Regions from separate parts of the Homo sapiens genome. Here region 2 is linked to region 1. Evidence: chromatin loops called from intact Hi-C (ENCODE). Cell type or tissue: ascending aorta. All regions are shown on one strand. Links, peaks and the distances in the headings refer to the core of each region. The heading gives the core; the rest is flanking DNA.

Region 1 (10,336 bases), core at 693-8,692:
TCACCCCGGATGAGCGTGAAGATGGTTTTCAGCTGCCGCACAGTTGAGGCCTCGGGAAGAAGCCCAGAGAAGAGACAAATTAAGAGAAACCACAGTCATGTTGTGTGAGAAAACGTGTGACACTGCCCATGGCCTGTTTATGGACCGGTCAGCTCAGCAGTGAAATCGCCTGACGCAGGGCCTGCAAGACCAGAGATGCAGTCCCATTAGTGTTGCTGTGGCAGTGGCCACTTTCAGAGGCCTGCTCTGGAGTCAAAGAGCTTCTGATCTGAGCAAGAGAATTTCTCCCCTTCGACTAGAGAAACAGACCAAAGGGCATGTTCCCTGTCATCTTTGGCCGTGACTCTCTCAGAAGCATTTGGAGACATTTGGATGGGCCAGGCTGAGAAACATCACTCCCACAACAATGGCACCCCTCAGCTGTGTTCCAGGCTCTGGGCTAACTCTTCACATGTGTCACTGAATCCTCCCGCCAGCAACTCTCTGAAAGATTTTGTTATTCACATTTTATAGATAAAGCTATGAAGCCTGAGTGGTTTCCTGGGATCTGCTGTCAGGCAGCATTTGAATTCAGTGATGTAACTGCCTGTGCTGGGCACTTAACCACCGCTGACACTGCCTTTCATCATTCTGCTTCAAAGTTCCCCCTTAAAACTGATGCAAGGGCTGGGCGCAGTGGCTCACACCTGTAATACTTTGGGAGGCTGAAGTGGGTGGAATACGAGGTCAAGAGATTGAGACCATCCTGGCCAACATGGTGAAACCCTGTCTCTACTAAAAATACAAAAATTAGCTGGGTGTGGTGGTGGGTGCCTGTAATCCCAGCTACTCGGGAGGCTGAGGCAGGAGAATCGCTTGAACCCGGGAGGCAGAGGTTGTAGTGAGCTGAGATCACGCCACTGCACTCCAGCCTGGCGACAGAGCGAGACCCTGTCTCAAAAAAAAAAAAAAAACTGACGCAAGATCTGGTGAAGCATTTTATCAAAGAAAAATACAAAAAAAATTATTATCTTTTATTTGTAAAAAAAAAAATACATGCCTGTTTCACTATAACAAGGATGGCGACCATGGAACCAAAGTGATAAAGAACCTGAATGAGAGCTCATTTCAGACATTCTTCCCCCAACACACGCCAACACCAGCAAATGCAAGGCTTCAGCATTGTTGGTTATGTAATTGTTCTCCAAAGACATTATACCCAGCTCATCTCAGAGTGCATGCTTCCGCTTGCCTATCCATCCAGGTTTTCTTCTCACAATTACTGAGCCTACCACATGCCAGGCACTGGGGACTCAAGTGACCTGGCAGTTCCTCCCCTGGAAGAGTTCATGATCACGGCAGAAGCATCCCCAGAGCACCATGCACACAGGTACCAGGACGGCAACTCTCCGCAGCCTATACTTTCTCTTCCTTCAAATCTCAACTTAAATGTCACCTCTTCAAGGAGTCTTGCTAGTCGGTCTTACTCTATTTTTCTACCTCAGTTCCTTGATACCGAAGGAAATATCCTCCAAAACACAACTGACAATTTTTCTTTCTTTGTCCTTTAACTCGTGAGTGTGTGCGTGTGTGTGTCTGCTGCCTGTGAAGCCCCACTACAATGTGGTCCCATAAGGGCATGAGCCACACTCTCTTATTCACAAAGGTATCTCCAAGGCATGACACATCCTGGGTGCTTAGTTTGTTGATTGAATGAAAAAAAGTTGCAACCAGATAGTCAAGAGCCTTGAATGCCATGCTAAGAAGTTTGGCCTTTGGCCTTTAGGCAGTGAGAAATAACAGGAAATGTGATCAGGGGCAAGGCATGAACAGATCTGTGAATGGGAAGCCAAGGATGGCCATGTTGTGAATGAGGTAAGGGGAATAAGCTACAGAGAGAAAAACTAGAAGCAATTGCCATGGATAAGGCTTGAGAATTTGCTGGCCTGACCTGAGACACTGATGGAAGGAATATTTAAGAAATATTTAGGTAGAATCATTTGGAGATGCCTGTGGGAGTGAGGGAAAGGGAATATGACTAGGGCATATTAAGTGGCTTGGGCTATTTTGTAACCACTGCACTGTCATTAATTAAGCAAAGGCAATGGAAGAAGGAGAATGCAAGACGTCCACCGTGGGCTGTTATCTGCAGAATGTCCTGGAAGATTTCTTGGAGGTGATGGGAGCTTTGAATGCAAAGACCAGGGTGGAGGCACAGGGCAGGATTTGGGAGTCCTGGGTAGAATGTGAGGCAGACCAGCACTCCCAGAGAGCATATATGCATTTAAGACAGAACCACCTAGGACAGGCCCCTGAGGACACCACACTCCAAAAGGTGGTGAAAGGCAGAGAAGCCAGGGCAAGATACTAAGCAAGAGAAGGAGAAAGAAGACCCAGACACCAGCGTTATTATTGAAACCAGAGGGGCAAGAATTGTCCAGAGTGGGTTGGAAAGTTCCGCTGCCCACTGGGCTGAGAGTCCAGCAGAGAATGTGGTAGAGACCCAGTCTTGGGCAGACACTCGGCCGCAGCCGCAGCCAGCAGCCAGCAGCATGGCGAGTGTGGTGGACCAGGTCTCCTGGGGGTTAAAGGGAACCCAGATAGCAGGAATCTCTGAATCAGTAAAAGTCAAGTCAAAAAAGAACAACATTCACAGCTGACCACACGGCCTCAGGCCACCGCAATCAGGTGTGGGAGGAGACCATGGACAAGCTTTTCCAAGGTTGTTTTGGTGGAGGGGTGGGCTAGATGGGGTACTGCAGAGGGCTGGGGATGCCTGAGAGGTGTTGGGGGGGTGCTGACATCCTTCAGAAAGCTGGGCTGTGCAGAGAAGCAGAGAACGGGGCGGGAGCAGGTGGATGGGCAAGATTCTCCAGGGAGAGAGAACTTAGCAAGTTTGGGGGCTGAAGGGAAAGATTCAGTGGACAGCATCCTTGCCCTCTTGAAAAGTTGTTGTTTTTTCCTTTACATTAGAAAATACCTGCAGTAGGCCTGGGTGCGGTGGCTCACACCTGTAATCCCAACACTTTGGGAGGCTGAGACAGGTGGATCACCTGAGGTCAGGAGTTCAAGACCAGCCTGGCCAATATGGTGAAACCCCATCTCTACTAAAAATACAAAATTAGCTGGGCGTGGTGGCACATGCCTATAATCCCAGCTACTCAGGAGGCTGAGGCAGGAGAATCGCTTGAACCTGGGAGGTGGAGGTTGCAGTGAGCCAAGATCTCGCCATTGCACTCCAGCCTGGGCAACAAAAGCGAAACTCTGTCCCAAAAAAGATAAAAATAAAAATAAAAAAAAATACCTGCAGTAACAAAATAAAATGTGAGTTCCTCCTCAGCCACCCCATCCCACTCCCCAGGGGTAATCATTTTTTCAGTTTTCTATCTATGTGTCTACACATAGATATATGATTTTTAAATTAAGCCATGGGATAATTCTGGATATATTGTCCTGAGGCTTCCTTTTCCCCACTCATATGTGTACATGTGTGTCTAGTGCTCTTTTTCTTATGGCTGCCTGCTATTTGCTTAGACCCATAACTTATTTTATCACTCCATTCTGAAGCAACATTGTTTCCAAATTTTCACTATTACAAACAGCACTGCAGTGAATTTCATGCATTGATGTTTGGGCACTTGTGTGAGTCCTTCTATAGGACAAATTCTTAATGCTGGAGTTGTCAGTCACGGGGTCTACACATAAGTATGCTGTTTTCCTTGAAGGGCTTCTTGGATTGGTCTGCTCTTCCCTTATGGACTGGGAATGAAAAATGTGGGGAAGAAGATAGATTTCCAAGGAGGCATGTAAATGGAAAACAAGGCTTTAAAGTATCCCAACTGAATAACAGCTTTTTTTTTAATCAAGATATTGTGGGTTACTATATTTATACATAGTAACACTTATTAACCTGATAAGATGGACCAGGTAGAAATAACTCTCAGAGAGGTAACAGTCTGCTCTTCTCGGTTTAACCATCCATTTTCTATGGCTAGAGTCAATATTGGAAGAAGATACTGGTTCCTGAGGGCACATTTAGATGTGTTAAAAGAGTTATGATGTGGGAAATTTGTTCACAGATTTCAGGGAGATCAAAGACTTAAGTCCATTAGAAATTTTAAAAACAATTATATTCCTAGGACTTGGTATTTAATATGTGAAGTCATCAGTTTAATTATATTTTCAGATCATTCTTTGGCACAGAGTGAGGAAAACCCTCCCTCACTCTTGCAGAGAACGCAAAAACACTCAGGAAAAACAAAGCTGAAGTGTAAACAGTCTCTTTGCAAGGGTCCTCTGATCTCACCAGCGCGGCCAGCACACTGAGCTCGGAGCGCCCTCTTCTGGCTGCGGGCTCCCCTGCACCAGCCTGGCTCCCGCCCACAGGATAAGTCGGGTTTTCAGTGTTTGGAAAGCTGCTCTGGCTCTCCCGTTCCAATATCAGCACATCCTTCAGCTTCTTCTGCTGTGGCCACTGAAACCCCAAGATGTTCTTTCTCAATATTTGTGCAATATTTTCAAGTTACTCTGGGCTCTGCCTCCTCTGTAAGAAGGATTTCTTGATGACTAGTTTTTAAAAACACCCTTCTTAGATCTGAGTTAAGCTATTGGGATTGCAGTTACGTTTGTTAACTGTCGGGAATTAGTAATTTTGGATAAGCAAGAACTAGATCTAGAAGCCAAAGGAGAACAGCAAGCAGGTCTATGTGTCATTACCCAATGCCTGTGAGCAAAGTATGGCTGAGATTGACGTTTTCTGTCCACTCTGGAAAGCTGTCAGAACCTTAGGTCAGCCTCATAGTTCTTGTATTCATTTAACAACTATTTGCTGAGTACCTATGGTGTGGTGGGGAGTGTGCTGGGAGCAGGTCTCAATGGTGGACGAGATGAGGGAAGGGCCGCTTCACTTATTATGTGTGATACCTAGGCAGTGTTAATATTGCAAAATGCTTGGAATTTTACAAGCGTCATAAAGGGTTACCGAAGCCTCCATCATGTTCTTTCAAATTCCCAGTTAATCTATCCTGTGCTGCTATTACCACGTTGAACCAAGTTAATCCTCTCAACTCAGCAATGGCTCCTTCCTAACTTCTTGAAAGGCACCATTCGGTCCTCCAGGGAACATGCTTGTAATCTGTTATGATAGGAAGGAGGAAGCAGCATAAACGAAAACAGTTTTTCCAAAGAACTGACTGTTTTCCTTGGAGCTGGGGTGGGCCAGAGCTGAGGCCCGGCCCTGTTTGGATGTGGGAGCCTGCGGTTACCTGGCTCTATCTTCATCAACCCTGCTGGGTGAGCCACAGGCCTGCAGCCCTCTGCTCTCCCCTGCCTGCTCCTCCTGCAGGTAGAAGAGAAGCCCCTTCTCCCTCTTTCTCTCTCTCAGTCCCGTGTGAATGCCTGGGGCCCACTCGCCAGGCAAAGGGAGATTGGCCCCTGGAAGGAGCCAACCCTAAAGAGGGAGTGTTTCCTTCCAACGAGGCCACAACATTCATGGAGTCGAAGACAGCAGATGGCAGCCCTGGTGGAAGAGCCAGGCAATGTCATCCAAGACAGATAAGGAAAGGACACAAGGCCAAGGGCTGGAAGGTATCAAATCGCAACACAATGTCCAAGATTCCACTAGTTATTTATGCCCCACTTTTGCTAAAACTTCAGATGAACCTCGAAGGGGCAGACATCCTTTCTTCCTCACTTATCTTGGCTTTATAACCACAGCTTGATATTTCTTTGGGAAAAGTAAGAATCTTTCTACTATCCAAAGTTCAATGAACTATCGAGCAGTTCATTATAAGTGAACTTGCCTTCTTAAAGCTAACGTTCTCTCTAAAATCATTGAGTTCCAAGAAGGTGGTACAAAAGGATTGTATTTTGTGAGCTTGCTGCATCAAAAGTCCCCAAATTTCATGTGCCCTTTCCCAAATTATGCTGTTCACTTAAATGCATTTTAACTCTCCAGATATTTATTGAGCTGAGCACTGTGTTAGAAAAAGACCTGGATGCTGCCCTCAGGAAATTCACAGACCAAAAGATGAGATAGATGAATAAACAGATCATGTCAGTCCAGCATGGTAAATGAGATGTTAGAATTACATACAAGGTGGAACTTTTCTTTTTTGAGACAGAGTCTCGCTCTGTTGCCAGGCTAGAGTGCAGTGGCATGATCTTGGCTCACTGCAACCTCTGCCTCCCAGGTTCAAGCAATTATCCAGCCTCAGCCTCCCGAGTAGCCGGGACTACAGGTGCACGCCACCACGCCCAGCTAATTTTTGTATTTTTAGTAGAGATGAGGTTTCACCATGTTGGCCAGGCTGGTCTTGATCTTTTGAACTTGTGATCCACCCACCTCAGCCTCCCAAAGTGCTGAGATTACAGGCGTGAGCCACGGCACCAGGCCCAAGGTGGAACTTTCAAGCCTCTGCCCTCATGGTCTGGAGGGAGAGCCTGACTTAATCAGAAAATACAAAAATAAAAGTAGAATTTAAGCCCCAACCGGTGTCGTAGAAGACAGGCAGGCAGCACAATGAGAGCTGAGGGGTAGAGGAGGACATCCCTGAAGAAGTCACAGCTGAGATCTGAAAGATGGGTCAGGGTTAATTCGCTGTAGGGGGCAGTGAACAGTGGTCCAGGCAGTGAGGAGAGTGTGTGCAAAGGAACTGTGGCAGGAAGGCACGTGACGTATCCCAGGGGCCAAATCAAGGCTGGTATGGCGAATGCACAAAGCTAGAAGGGGAGACTGGGAGGCCGGGCTGGAGAGGTCAGCAGGGCTGGACCCCATGTAGCATCTGGTGGACCACAGCCTTCACTTCTATGTGCTCCTTTCCTCTTCTGCCTGAAGGAATCAGAACAGCACCTACCTCATAGGAATAAGTGAGTCCATTTTTGTAAGGCACTTAGAGGAGGGTGCCGCAACTACCGGCTGCCGTGACTGTTGTAATTATCCCCCTCGTCATCCTCGCCAGGTTGAGCTGGTGGAGGAGGACCCTGCTGGCTCAGGTCGGATGTGTCTTTTTAACAATTCACACTCGATATGTGGGCACAGCTCCACAGAGGTCTCAGAGGCCACAGAAATGAGCATAAACTCCTGTAAAGGTAACCGCTGGCTTTCTGGAGACGCTCTGCATGAATGACTGGCTGGGCTGCCGACCACAGGGCTCAAAACAGCCACCAAGAGTTTATCCCCAAATACCCAGGGAAGAAAACGAGACAGAGGAAGGAGGATGGAGCCTCCCAAGAGAAGGCTGTCTATAAATGGAAAGTGACACTGAAAGAAAACAAATCTTATTTGATGTGAACCCATTTTTGACTCTGTCTGGAAATCCAGGGCAGAAGGAAGTGGAGGGGACAGGGAGTGAGTGAGCAGATGTGCCCAGCATGAGCCTGCCCGCCCGGGGCCTGGCGTGGACACACGTGTGCACTATGACGAGGTGATGAGGAAGGGCTGCGGCCACCGCCGAGGCACCCACTCCTCCAGCCAGACCCAGACAGACGCAAGCACTACTGGGCTGCTTCTGTGCTGTGATGTGTGCCAGGCTGCACGTGTGGGCCCAGGGCTGAGATGGAGAGTAGTGGCCTGGGGTGGGCACAGGCAATGTGGGGAGAAGATTCAAGGGGACTGCAAAGAACACCATGGGGCTCCTGGGCCCTTCTGTTTCCTAAAGGGGGTCTTCAGGGTAATTAGCTCACAGGGTCCTTGTGAGGGGCCTTGAATGGGATGACCTACACAGGAAGGGCCTAGTAAGTAATGAATCAGCGCTCTCTTCAGAGCAGTGCAGAGCCTCCATCACCCAAGGCTTCTAGGTCCAGTTCTAAAACTCACCTGCCCCATAGCACTAGGTGACTTCTGAATGTCCCAGCGCCTCTTGTGTTTCTTCATCCTCAGCCATTAGAGAAGAACTACGACCTTACAATTTAAATGGCTCTACTTCAAAAACGTTAACAAGAAGAAGCACCATTTGGCAACATGTTTTTACTATGTGCAAACACTGTTAAGAACCTTCCCAGGAGGTTATAGCCCAAATAATAAGACCTGGCTTCAGAATGTCTGGGTTCAAATCCCAGACCCATTCCTTCCTGGACATGTGGCCCTGAGCAATTATTTAACTTCTCTGGGTCTGAGTCTCTTTGTCTGGAAAATGGAAGTGCTAATAATTCCTCCATTGCAGCGTTCAGAAAGGACTATGTGAGGCAGTGCAGAAAGAGGCATTTAATAGAGCGCATGGTACGAAGCACTTAATAAACGTTCATGTTTATCGTTATTACAAATTCTCTCAGATTAGGCCACCTATTACCCCTGTACTACAGCCCAGAAATTTGAGGCTGGAAAGAGGTTAAGTGTCCACATGGTGGAATATTATTCAGCACAAAAAAAAAAAAAAATGAGCTACCAAGACACAAAAAATATATGGAGGAATTTTAAAGGCATATTACTAAATGAAAGAAGACAATCTGAAAAGACTATGTTCTGCATGATGTCCACTATAAGACATTCTGGAAAAGGCAAAACTATGGAGGCAGTAAAAATATCAGTGGTTTTCAGGAGTTAGGAGGGAGGGAAGGATGGATTGGTAGAACATGAAGGATTTTTAAGACAGTGAAACTACACTGTAGGAAACGATAATGGTAGATATACGTCACTATACACTTGTCAAAACCCATAGAAGGTATAACACAAGAGTGAACCCTAAAATAAACTATGGACCCTGGGTGATAATGATGTGTCACATAGCTTCATTGATTGTAACAAATGGACCAGTGTGGTTGGTGGGGAGTGCTGTTTAGGGGTGGGACTGGGGAAGAGGAATTCTCTGTCCTTTCTGCTCGGTTTTGCTGGAACCTGAAACTACTCAAACAATAAAGACTATGAATTTCAAATAAAAAGGTAAAAAGGTTAAGCAACCCAGCTCCTAAGAGGCAGAGATGAGATTCAAATCTGAACTCAGAGCCAGGGGTCTTGCCCACTTTCCTAGGCAAGTCGTGGTGGGTTCAGGCTCCCGTGGGTGATGAAGGTTACCCAAAAGAAGGAGGTGGAGACCCAGGGAGGAAAGATACCAGGTGCCCCTGGGTTATCACTGCACCCTTCTCGGTACTCAGGCAGGATCCCCAGCCCTCGCAGCCGCCTTCCTTCACCTCTCTCTGAGCAAAAGCACGAATAGGGAGGAGACATTGAAGCTGCGTTTGCACCACCCTCCCATTAACACACTTGGCTCTCAGTGGGTGTTGATTTGGGCTGTGTGCACGCTAGGAATGAGTATGAGTGTTAAACTATATATTTTTACTTAAATTTTAAAATGTTCACCCTTCTGACTTGCTCCCCACCCCACCATAGGAAATCTCCATGTCCCTCCTGAATGCATTTCTGGAACCAGCTGCTTAAGACTGTTGCTCGTATTTTCCTGTGAGAATAATAGAGTAATGGGGACTGCATGTTTCGGATTTCTATCAATTAATACTACAGCAATATCCAGCTACTTTAACTACTGCTATAGTTTCAAATAATGAGACCACAGTATACATAGTGTGTGTGTGTGTGTATATATACACACACACACATATAAAGTGTATATGCATTGATTATAAAGGGGTCAAACAATAACAGTCATGAGCATCATTCTCCCTGCCATCATCATTTATTGGCCACTTAAGAAGTTTAGGTTCTGGGTTAAGCAGGTTACTGAAGCCTTAAATCATTTGATCTTCTTAAAATTCCTAGGAGGTAAGTACTGTAATTACTACCCTTCTGCCGATGAGGAAACTGAAGCTCAGAGAGGCTACATAACTTCCCAAGGGCACACAGCCACTAAGTGAGTGGTGAGGCCAGGTTATCAGAATTCACAGACCTCGTTTTAAACTACCATGTTCACCTTGACTGTCTTTCTGAACCTTTTGCAATGTTATCTTGATAAATGTCATGGATTCCCTCTCTCTTCTTTAAAGGAGAATGAGTAACACAAATGTCACGCCCTAGCATGGTGCCTGGCATAGAAGAGCAGTCAGTCAATGTCATCTCCATCCCTCCCCCTGCACGCCCTTACTCCACTTTCCCCTTCTCCTTCTCAGAGGAAACATCTGTCTATCCAGTGCCTCCCAAACTGGAAGATGCCTAAAAATCACCTGGGGATGTTTATTGCAATGTAGATTCCCAGGCCTGACCCATGAAGATTCTGATTCACTAGAGCTGAGGTGGGGCCCAGGAATCTGCATTTTAAAAACAAATGTCCCATGGACTACACTTGATCTTAGCCAAAAGGCCAAGATGTGATCAAATGTCTCATGTAATTCTGATTTTGTTGTTCCTTGGGTCATACTTTGGCAAACACCAATCTGTGGGTTTTTAAAGAAAATTGTTTTTTTCTTACTT
Region 2 (10,336 bases), core at 1,219-9,218, 210 kb before region 1:
TCCAAGCAATGGCTGCTAGTGGAAGAGCTGGGCGTGGGCTGTGCTGCTGTTCTCAGGACCAGGGCTCAAGCTACTGCATGGACAGCAGCTGCAGCTCCTGCTCCTGGACTGCCCTCCCACACGCTGTGATGACACGGTCCCGAGATAGCTGCGGTTTGTCCAAAGCGCTCTGCTCTACACCAAAAGAAGGCACTTGGGGTGGAGAAGGGGAACACAGGAGCCAACAGTCTCCGATCTCTCCCTCGTTCAGTCACTTTCACAGAATGGTCCTTACCAAAATGTCAAAAGATGTTGGCAGGGGACTCAGGCATCTGACAAAAATGGCCAGCCCAGGCTGAGGCTATCCCTCAGAACACAAATCACAAAAGGCAAGCCAGGAAGGAAACAGATGCACCCAAAAGCCAGAACACCGTGGGCAGGAAGGCAGGAGGAGGCTACAGGTAGACACAAGAAAAAAGGGAAAGAATAATATTTTAGAGTGGAAGACAATGTTCTGTTAGAGCCTCCAAATGTGTGTGCATCAAATGTGGGTGTGGTTATACACATTCCCATTTTAGTCAGAATGTTCCCTGATGAGAACGCACAAAGTCTGCACTAAGAGTAACACAGGTTTGCCTTTCTACCCACCCGACAATCCTGTGCCTCCCCCATAAGCAAGAGAAACTCAATCATCTCAACAAAGTGGAAACAGGTGAAATGCAAGCCAGGCTCGGGAAAGCTCCCAGCACACACCTGAAAAGCCGCACTGCCAAGGGCAGCTGCCAGGAGGATCAGGGAGTGGCTGGTCATGCACAACGGGGCCTTTGTGAGGCTTCTGCACAGGGGCACCCATTGAACCAGGGCAGGGCCTGTTAGCTTATGACCAGCAGGTGACCTGATTTCCTTGTCCACTGGCACAGAGCACACCCTGCCACAGTGCAAGCCTGAGAAGCAGTGAGGACCCCATGAAGCTGAAGGACAGGCCGATCCCCCGATAGACGATTAGGTAATGACTGCTGGTATGGAGTCAGTATTGGGCTTCAAGCCAATGAGGAAAGCTGGGTAGAGCGAGAATCCTGATGAATGGACCTGAAAAAGGAACTCACCTCAGGCTTGATAGAGGAATTTTTCAGTACAGCTAAAGTGGACACCTGTCCTTTTACTTGTTTGGAATCCATTCCCCAGACTTTGGGACAGCATCTCAAGCTTGTTTTGGAGAACCTCCCTTCTCCACTTGCATTCTATGGGGTGATGGTGACAGGGTGATCAACCCCAACCCCTTGCCCCCACCCCAATCCCACAGCTCCTGGGTTCAAGTTCCAGCTCCAACATAGATCAGATATGTAACCAACCCTGGGTTAGTCATAAAGTCTCAGTTATCTCATCTGACGGAGGCTGTCAGCCCGTGGGTTAGGCAGGGAGGATCCAGTGAGAAACACTGTATAGGCACTCTGCACATCACAAGACTCAGTTCTAGGTATAGCTGGGCTATTCTTTCCTCATATATGAATCCTCCAGTAAGAGGAACCAGGAAAGGTAAGCATGAATAACTGTTTGGAGCTCGGAGAAGTTAAAGGACTGACCTAAGAGTGCAAGGCCACTAAGGAGAGGACCTGTGACTTAAGTCCTGTGAACTGAGATCCTTGTAGTATGTGGGAACACCATACCACTTCACCCCATTAAGGTAAACCCTCTATGTTACTTGAGAGATTGAAAACAACACTAAAAAGAGAACTCTCTACCTAAAAACCATTGCTTCTTGCCAATTTCAATCCAGTAAGATTGGTGGTATCTTATGTAGATTTTCACCTTGGATATGGAGCAGCCCAAAGATTTATTTCAAGAGCTTTCCCTCTGATGCACACAGGAATCTAACACACACATTCCAATAAGAGGAGAGAGAAAAGAGAAGAGGCTGGCACTGGTGCTGGGTGCATGCCAAGCGTCGTGGCACCCTCCTCATATAACCCTGCTGTTTCATGTGCAGGCAGTGCAAGACACAGCAAGGAGCCAAGCAGAGTCAATAATATTTACTTTGCAGAAACATCTGTTGCTAGAAAAGCAGAATGCTGGCCAGAGTGGAGGGAAGTCATAACTGCCGGCATCTGGGGAGGCCAAGTATCTGCTTTCCAGAGTAGGTAGGGCTGTGCTTCTCTGAGTGAGGGGACCAGATGGCTAAGAAATATGGAAGCAGCTAGAAGTTTGGGCCTTGAGAGACTGCTCCCAGAGCCACCTGCTCACTCAGGGACTAGAGGAAGTGCCCTTCTTTTCTTGGAGATGCCAGCAGATATTAATCTGCACCGGATTTAAGAGAATTTAACCCAAATAGATCCAACTTTCACTAACACAGAAGGTTTACCATAATTTTTTAAAAATTAGAATCTACCTTAATTTTATACAAGTTGTACCAGTAATACCACAAGTCAAGCCATTTCCTTTTTCTCCTTGGGTAAAACTTAACATACATGTGCACACACAAACATGGACTCAGGTAACCTTACTACTGTATTTTCAGTGCATCTATTGCCTTTGTGACCTCCAAAGTTACCAAAATTGTGTATTAACTACCCTTGAAATGTTTTGCTGCTCAGTCACATCTTTCCCTTTGGACTTAGAAAGTGATTACAGTTCCGGGAGGCCAAGGCGGGTGGATCATGAGGTCAGGAGTTCGAGACCAGTCTGGCCAACATAGTGAAACCTCATCTCTACTAAAAATACAAAAAAAAATAAAATAAAATAGCCGGGTGTACTGGTGTGCACCTGTAATCCCAGCTACTCAGGGAGGCTGAGGCAGGAGAATCGCGTGAACCCGGGAGGCTGAGGCTGCAGTGAGCCGAGGTTGCACCATTGCACTCCAGCCTAGGCGACAGTGTGAGACGCTGTCTCAAAAAAAAAAAAAAAAGAAAAAAGAAAAAGAAAAAGAAAAGAAAAGAAAGTGATTACAGCTCAGAAAGGCCATCATTGAGGTTAGAACTTGCAACAGGATTGGCCTCATGGCTGCCTAAAGTTCAAGAATACCAAAGTCCCCGGGCCTTGTTAATCTCTTCCTTTCCTGGACGCCAGTTACTCTCTGTGCCTCATCACCTTGTATTTGGAATAATTCTGGAACTAGTCATGAATGGCTTCATGTCACAATGCACAAAGAGTGCCTCGGACAGGGCTGGACACAGTGTCCCTCCAAACCTGTTGTACGATGTGAGCGGGCAAGGAAACACAAGCTGGCTTACAGGTGGAATACCTGAGAGTCTCCAGAGAGGACCCATGACAGACAGCTGAGACATGGATGGACACGAGCCCCAGAGAGACTTCAGGTTTAGCCCACACCCCCATTCCTAGGTCAAACTCAACACACTCAAAACAAAACTCTCTCTACTCAAACACCCTCTGCCACCCTCTCCCCAGAGAGCCAGCCGAGGGCCTCTTCCTGCATCCCCAGTGTAACGAAGGGCACCACCATTCACCCTGCCGCACAAGTCACCAGTACATGTCATCCTCTCACACAGCAGGCTCCCTCATGTGCCATGTCCATTCCCAAGTCTCCTAAGCACATCTCAATTCTGCCCACTCCTTCCCATCACTATCAGCAACCCCTAAACAAAACACCTCCATTTGCCCAGATAACTGCAACTGCTCCTCTCTGGCCTCCCCACATCCACTTTTGTCCGTCAAATCAGTTCTCCACCCAGTTGTGTCAATACCAGCAGTGAGCCCTGTGATGGCTTCCCAGAGCTCTGGAGGTGAAGACGAAAGTCCCTCCCAAGGCCTGAGAGGCCCTGCAGGGTCTGGCCTCCCCACACCCCTCTCTGGGCTCCAGCTGCTCCAGCCTCTGCCAGTTCCCGGGGCATGCCCAACTCCTACCTGCCACCACATGCCACCTCTGCCTGCAGCCCTTGGCCCAAAAGTTCTTTCCTCCAGGAAGCCTTCCCTGACTTCTCTAATCAGGCCAAACCCAACCCTATTTCTCACTCTCTGAGTACTATACTATAGATCTTTTCTTCAGAGCAATTTTATATTTGTTCAGGTAATTCTTCTCTTCAAGTAATGCCTCCCCAACTAGTACATTCTATAAGGATGAGGATCATATCCCTTCATGCTCACCACTCTATCCCCAAAGCCCAACACTCTACTGCTTGACTGAGAGCAGGTATTGCAGAAAGAACAAAGAGAGAGGAAGTTGGGCACTCCATAAGTCCATTAGCCTTCATCAGAGGTGAACCTCCCAACTCAATGTTTGACATGTGAAAAAAAAAGCAGGTAAGTTAGGACAAACTCTCCAACTTATGTAAGTCTGGCTAGAGCCTGATATATATGTGGGAATGTGCTTCCTATTAGCATGTGACCACCTCCCTTCATGTTGTCCATTGAGGAAGAGTCCCACAGAGCTGGAGGGAGAGCTACCACCAGCAGGAGCATAAAATAAAACCTCACCTATACCAAGGAAGCTGGAGAAATGAGCTACATACAACCCAACTGCTGGCCACAACCAACTGTCCTCTCTTAGCCCCAGCACAAGCCCCAGGTTGCAGTTAAAATGGTTTAAGGAAGAGTCCCCAGAGATCGCTCTTTTCTTTCTCCCCGTATCTGGGAAAACTGAGAACATATCCAATCAGAAACTGTGCTTGGAGAGAGGCATTTCCAACGACTCCCCATTTCCCCAAGTCTGTATGTAGCAGTTTAAACCTAGTTCGATGTGCTTCATTATAAGAAAAGCAAGTTACAGTCCCTTGTAAATACCATTCTGCAGCCCAGACTCCTGGCATTGTACTAGCAAAAACAAACAAAACACACACACACACACACACACACACACACACACACACACCCTGTGCAAATCTTAGAATGAAACAAAATTCTCCATAGCATTTTTCTCGTTTCCGTGACACACGGTCTTACCTGTGGCCACTAGGTGGCAATCAACTATATCAGAGAACACCTTGACCAAGCAGCTAATTTAAACAACAGCTAAGACTCAAGGAGAAATGACAGGGCCAGCCTTAAAGGCAGTGCTGAGAACAGATCCTGTCCCACTGAGGAACAAATAACCACCTAGAAATGTCCAGTGGACACTCAGCAACTGAGAGAGGGGCCCTGGCTTCCACATTGGAAGAAGTGCTCTAACACATTCGGAGGGCCTGTGCTCTCATACAGCAAGTCAAGCCTGAGACATGGAGTGGGAGGGGTATAGGGATGAAGTCACCACCACAGTGTCTCTCACATTCTTTCAGATCTGGCTGGAGCAGATTCAGAAAACCTCTTATCTCCCCCAGGCGGATGATGTGCCCACCGACCACATCAGCCACGGTACGTTACATAACATGCATTCTGATCATACATCTGCGTGCTTTTCCTGAGGCCATTTCCCTAAAACAGCATTTCCTAAATGAGGCCATCACCAGCACTGATTCTGGAAAATTTGTTTTTCCAACCAGAGCACTAAGGCTAATGAAATTTTCAGAGTTGATTTTTAAAATGAAATCAAGTAGAATAAAGACGTGCTCCTCTTTCCAAAATGAGGTTTCTAATTCTATTTAGATGAAATACCCCTTAAAAATAATTTGGGCTACCCAAACTCACCTTAATCTACATCCAAATAACTATGAATATATTATATACATTAACTTACTGAATACTGTACCTACCAAGTACTTTAAATCCCTCCATCCTCACAACCATTCTGTTGAGTAGATATTATTACCTCCATTTTGCAGATGGGAAACTGAGGCTCAGAGAGGTTAAATAACGTGCCCAAGATCATGCAGGGAATGAGTGGTAATGTAAGAAACTTGGTCTCTCTGACTCCAAAACTCTTAACTACTACACTATATTGCCTCATTTACTCAAATATTTGAGAATCTGGTATCAATGTATTCAAAGAAATGAAAAGATGGTATGTATACATTCCGTGCCTTAAGGGGAATACAATTTTTAGAAGGGCCTAATCTGTGTGTGCAAAACTACAAAATTAAGGTAGACTGTGCTAGGGCAATCAGAGAGTAGACAAAAATGGCTACAGAAATGCAAGTGGGATATTATTCCGGCTAGGGCCATTGGAGGGGGCTTCCAAAAAAAAAAAAAGAAAAAAGAAAAAGAACAGGGAGTAGCGTTTGAGCTGAACCTTAAAGTTCAGTCCTATTTGGATATGTAGAAAAGGGAAGCGGAAGCAGTCATGGGAAGATGCTATAGAAGTGGAAACATGGAGCAAGGAGATGCGAAATGCAGAACCTACCCAGAAAAAGCAGCAAGTTTAACTAGATGGACAGGAGGTCAGAGTGGGAAGACCGGTTAGAATCAAACCATGGAAGGACCTGTATGCCAAGCTAAGGAATTTGAACTTACTCCCTTAAAGAAATGGGAACTGGATTGTTATACAGAGGAGCAACAAGATCAACTTAAACAACAATTAAGCCTTTTACTAAGGAGCTGGCCCAGAACTTTGTTGGAGACACCTACTGTAACTCCTCCAGCAAGCTTCACTATGAGAATGTGCAACCACAGCCAAGGGGCATTCTCCCTGTAGGTAACTAAATGACAGGCAACACCTCTCAACTTGGACATTTGTGCACAGACCATTGGTCAGCCAGGAGATAAGGAAAGAGTTATAAGGGATTCAAAAAAAAAAAAAAAAAAAAAAACTTCTCCGTGTTGAAAACTCCAAGTTCTGGGCCCACTACGACTTATACATAACTGTATGCAAATAATGTATACAAATACATATGTATTTCCAAAGTGCTGTATTGGCTTTTCCTCATAAGAACATTGAGAGTTAAGTGAAAGCACCTGACCTCTTCTAGATGAAGAAATTAAGGACTGGCTTAATGACAGTGCAAGTCACATAGTAGGTGCTTAATAAACATTTACTGGATCAATGACCGCTGTGTCAAGTGAGTTAGTCAGCATTGGATCTCCGATGAAAACTCAACCCCTAAAGAGCCCAGCCCCAGCTCAGCCCTGGCACAGAGAACTGAGGTACTGTATTTAGAACAACTGCATTCACATGCTGCCCCAAGACATGATAAGACAGCAGAAGGTCACCACAGGAAAAACTCCCTCAAGGAAGACTGTGGACATTTCTTAATGAAAACAAAGAAACCCATTTTGAGAGGGACTAATCAAGTGAGGGAACAAAAAAGAGAGGGTAATTCCAGGCAGCTCAAGTACAAATATCACACACACACGGGGCAAGGGGAAGGTAATTCAGAGGCGTATGACGCGCATTGGCTGCGCAAACATCAGCTTAAATCCCGGTCTCTCACTTCCCAGCTGTGTGGCCTTTGGCAAATTACCCAACCTTTCCAAGCATGTATGTAACTGTGAGGACAGTATGTACCTCACAGGGCTGTTGTGGGAATTCAAAATAGGAAAGACACATGTTCTGGAAGAGAGAGGACAGGGATGCCCCCGGCCCTGCCTTGCTTTCCTTCCCACAGCAGAGGTGGAGTGGAAGTTTACCAGCAGGTTGGAGAAAGGAGAATCAACCAAAGGAGAATCTTAATTACCATAACAATTAAGCAATTTTTGCCTCATTGAGTCACCAGATCAACCCCATTCTTGTGAACTACTAAAAACACACCTGAGTTCCTAAGGGTTTTCTTCAGTGCTCAGAAAACCCCTAATGCTTCTACAAATTTACAATTTCCTTTCACCTCTGGCAGATGAAAGGCAAGGCAAAACCCGGATGGACCATTTTTTAACTAAACCAATTTTTAACTAAACGAACTCAAAGCAGTATGGGTTTCTTTTTGTGAAGTTTATTAAGCTCAAGTCGTGCCTTTTAAATGCACCGGGGAAACAGTGCTATCATCAAATCCTTTCTGTCCACTGCCTGGGGAGGCAGGCCAGCCCCAGATGAAACAGATAAAAGAATGAGTGTGTTAAGACGACATTTAAGACACAAGAGACTGACAGCGTTCACAGGCCTGAAGTACTGGGCTTCCTCAGAAGGTGGAACTTGAGCTTGGCCCCTAAGGTAGACACGTTTCTAGAAAGGGGAGGGGGTGGTGAATTAAGAGGAGACCACACAAGTCAGACCCACTCACTGGGTCAGACTAGGGCTGGAAAAACCGGTAGGGGCTGGTGGGTGGAGATAGAGGGAGATAGAGGTCTAAGAATGGTGGGGAGGGGCAGGTGGAGCAGGGATTCCTCTCTCTCAACACCTCAGCAGTTCTGTTCTGCTCAACACCAAGCAGGTGCGCAGATAGGAGGCAGTGGGGCTGGGAGGGTTGATCCTGGCTTGAGCCTCAAGACTTAGATTTTGTTTCTGGAATGCCTTTTCCTCTGCAGCAGAGACAGCTACTCAAGCTTTAAGGTGCACCCAATCACCTGGGATCTTGTCAAAATTCCCATGTGATCCAGCAGGCCTGGGAGCCCGAGAGTCTACATTTCTAATTCCCAGGTGAAGCCAATGGTGCTGATCCAGGCACCACACCCTCCAAGGCAAGGGTTTGGACTCCCACTCAAGACCCTGACAGAGAAGATCACAGCTTCTTTATTCTCCTAGCACGTGCCTGGAACATACAGGACCTCAATATATATTGGAGGAATGAATGAATAAATTCCTTGAGAGAACTTAAGCTGTTGCAGACAGAATAGAAAAGAACCCAGAAAAAGAACCAGAAATGGCGTGTCTCCTTGTGCAGCCACCAACTATACATGTGAACCTAGGGAGAGTTATGTGACACACTCGGCCTTAAAAGAACTCACTTGAGGCCGGGCGCAGTGGCTCACGCCTGTAATCCCAGCACTCTGGGAGGCCGAGGTGGGCGGATCACGAGGTCAGGAGTTCAAGACCAGCCTGGCCAACACAGTGAAACCCTGTCTCTGGCTAATACAAAAATTAGCTGGGCTTGGTGGTGGGCACCTGTAATCACAGCTACTCGGGAGGCTGAGGCAGGAGAATCGCTTGAACCCAGGAGGCGGGGCTTGCAGTGAGCCGAGATCGTGCCATAGCACTCCAGCCTGTGTGACAGAGCAAGACTCCTTCTCAAAAAGAAAAAAAAAAAAAAAACCTCACTTGAAAACCAAGGAGCCAACCCCTTTCCGTAGCTCTAAGATCCCTCCCAAAGTATCTTTTCTGTGCCTTTTATTTTTAATGGTGAGGTTATATACTGGATATTCCTACAGCAAGGCACACCTCTATGTCATTCTCAAAGAGCAGTTTCCAAAAATCCAATTGAGAGAACACAGACTCTGTTAGTCTCAGCAAATAACCATAGCAACTAATACTCCCCAAATGAAATGATGTCTTCACAATGATGTGCTGGCTCAATTAGATTAAGAGGGTGACGTGTACCATCTGAAAATTTATCGTCGTAAACTTACAGTGAAAGCCAGACCTTCTTGGAAGAGGTTTATAAGTAAAAGAAAGGCCTTGCCAATAAATGGAATTCAGGACAAAGAGCCAGAGAAGTCAAGCAGATGAGGAAATTGGGAAGGACTGCTCTGCCTCTCCAGGTTCACACAGTCAGGGCCCACGCACCCAGACAGAACCCAGAACTTGGTTAAACAGTTAGAAATCTGAGTACCACCACTTCTACCAGGGAGTTATCAAAAGACTGCCATTTTATCCTTGTTCTATGCCTTTCTTCATACATATTACAAAAGGAAAATACTGCTACCTCAGAAAAGTCTGCAGAAATATTTACCAAAATAATTGTAAAACTTTTAAATGAAAAAGAGGACAACTTCAAAATAACAAATTAGGGCTGATAATACATTTCCAGCCAAATTAATTTCTCCACAGGTCATCACAGGATGCAAATCTTTCTGTTACAAGGTTTTCTGACTGGAGTTAGAACTGTGAATGGAAAACTCAACGTCTATAAGTTCTACAACTTACTGTCTTTCCACATCCTTAGGCCTGCCTCTTCCAGGGTCCATGCAATCACATTTGCCCTGAACAAATTTGGGCAAGCAAGAACCTCACTTGAAAAGCAGGAAAAGAGAAGCCAAGGCCTGTCACCTCCCTGTAATCCCTGAGCTTTCTAGCTTTCTCTAGCAAAGAACAAAAAGAAAAAAAGGAACAACAAACAAGCCAACCCATAACCAAGCCCAAAGAATCAGAGTTTCACTGGCATTCAACAGTTGTGAATTCGGAAAGTCACAGACGGCAGAACCTGGAGCCATACACAAGGATCAGAAACCCCTGCACTGTTCCTACCAACAGCTAACGTGAATTTGAGGGCAATCAAGAGAAAAACAAGGTATGGTGGGTAAATCGAGGCCTTCATCCAGCCAAATAAGCTTAGATTTGTGGTTAACAGACTCCCAGCGTTCAAAATCCCATCTCACCCATTTACAAGGTACTCAATTTCCACCTGTGTGAAAAGGCACTAAAGGGAAACCTGCCTCCTGAGGCTCC

The links. A loop is a pair of places that touch in the nucleus more often than their neighbours do. Peaks named below come from ENCODE experiments on the same cell type or tissue, not always from the same donor. Only the 100,000 strongest peaks of a DNase experiment are listed, where the experiment ranks them.
Region 2: it touches region 1 in a loop (3-fold over the local background); 2 of 110 quality-filtered maps call a loop at or near these places.

What each region holds. Positions count from the first base shown.
Region 1 is chr5:142,649,849-142,660,184 of GRCh38, reverse strand. The region is part of intron 1 of FGF1 (fibroblast growth factor 1); the gene reads left to right. Among named protein-coding and RNA genes, the nearest start is that of FGF1, 31 kb to the left of the region's middle. RefSeq lists enhancers at 1-242, 4,147-4,441 and a silencer at 4,229-4,278. In ascending aorta, for the core only: a CTCF peak has its summit at 4,330 (motif pointing left); DNase peaks (open chromatin) are centred at 4,324 and 4,774; H3K4me3 peaks cover 288 bases; H3K27ac peaks cover 4,557 bases.
Region 2 is chr5:142,861,754-142,872,089 of GRCh38, reverse strand. All of the region lies in intron 1 of ARHGAP26 (Rho GTPase activating protein 26), which reads right to left. ARHGAP26-AS1 (ARHGAP26 antisense RNA 1) reads left to right here and starts at 3,180. Exons shown (of 6, transcript NR_046680.1): 1 at 3,180-3,290; 2 at 4,001-4,233; 3 at 5,205-5,280. RefSeq lists a silencer at 4,772-5,066 and enhancers at 7,441-8,057, 8,058-8,674, 8,675-9,291. In ascending aorta, for the core only: a CTCF peak has its summit at 4,899 (motif pointing right); a DNase peak (open chromatin) is centred at 4,905; H3K27ac peaks cover 574 bases.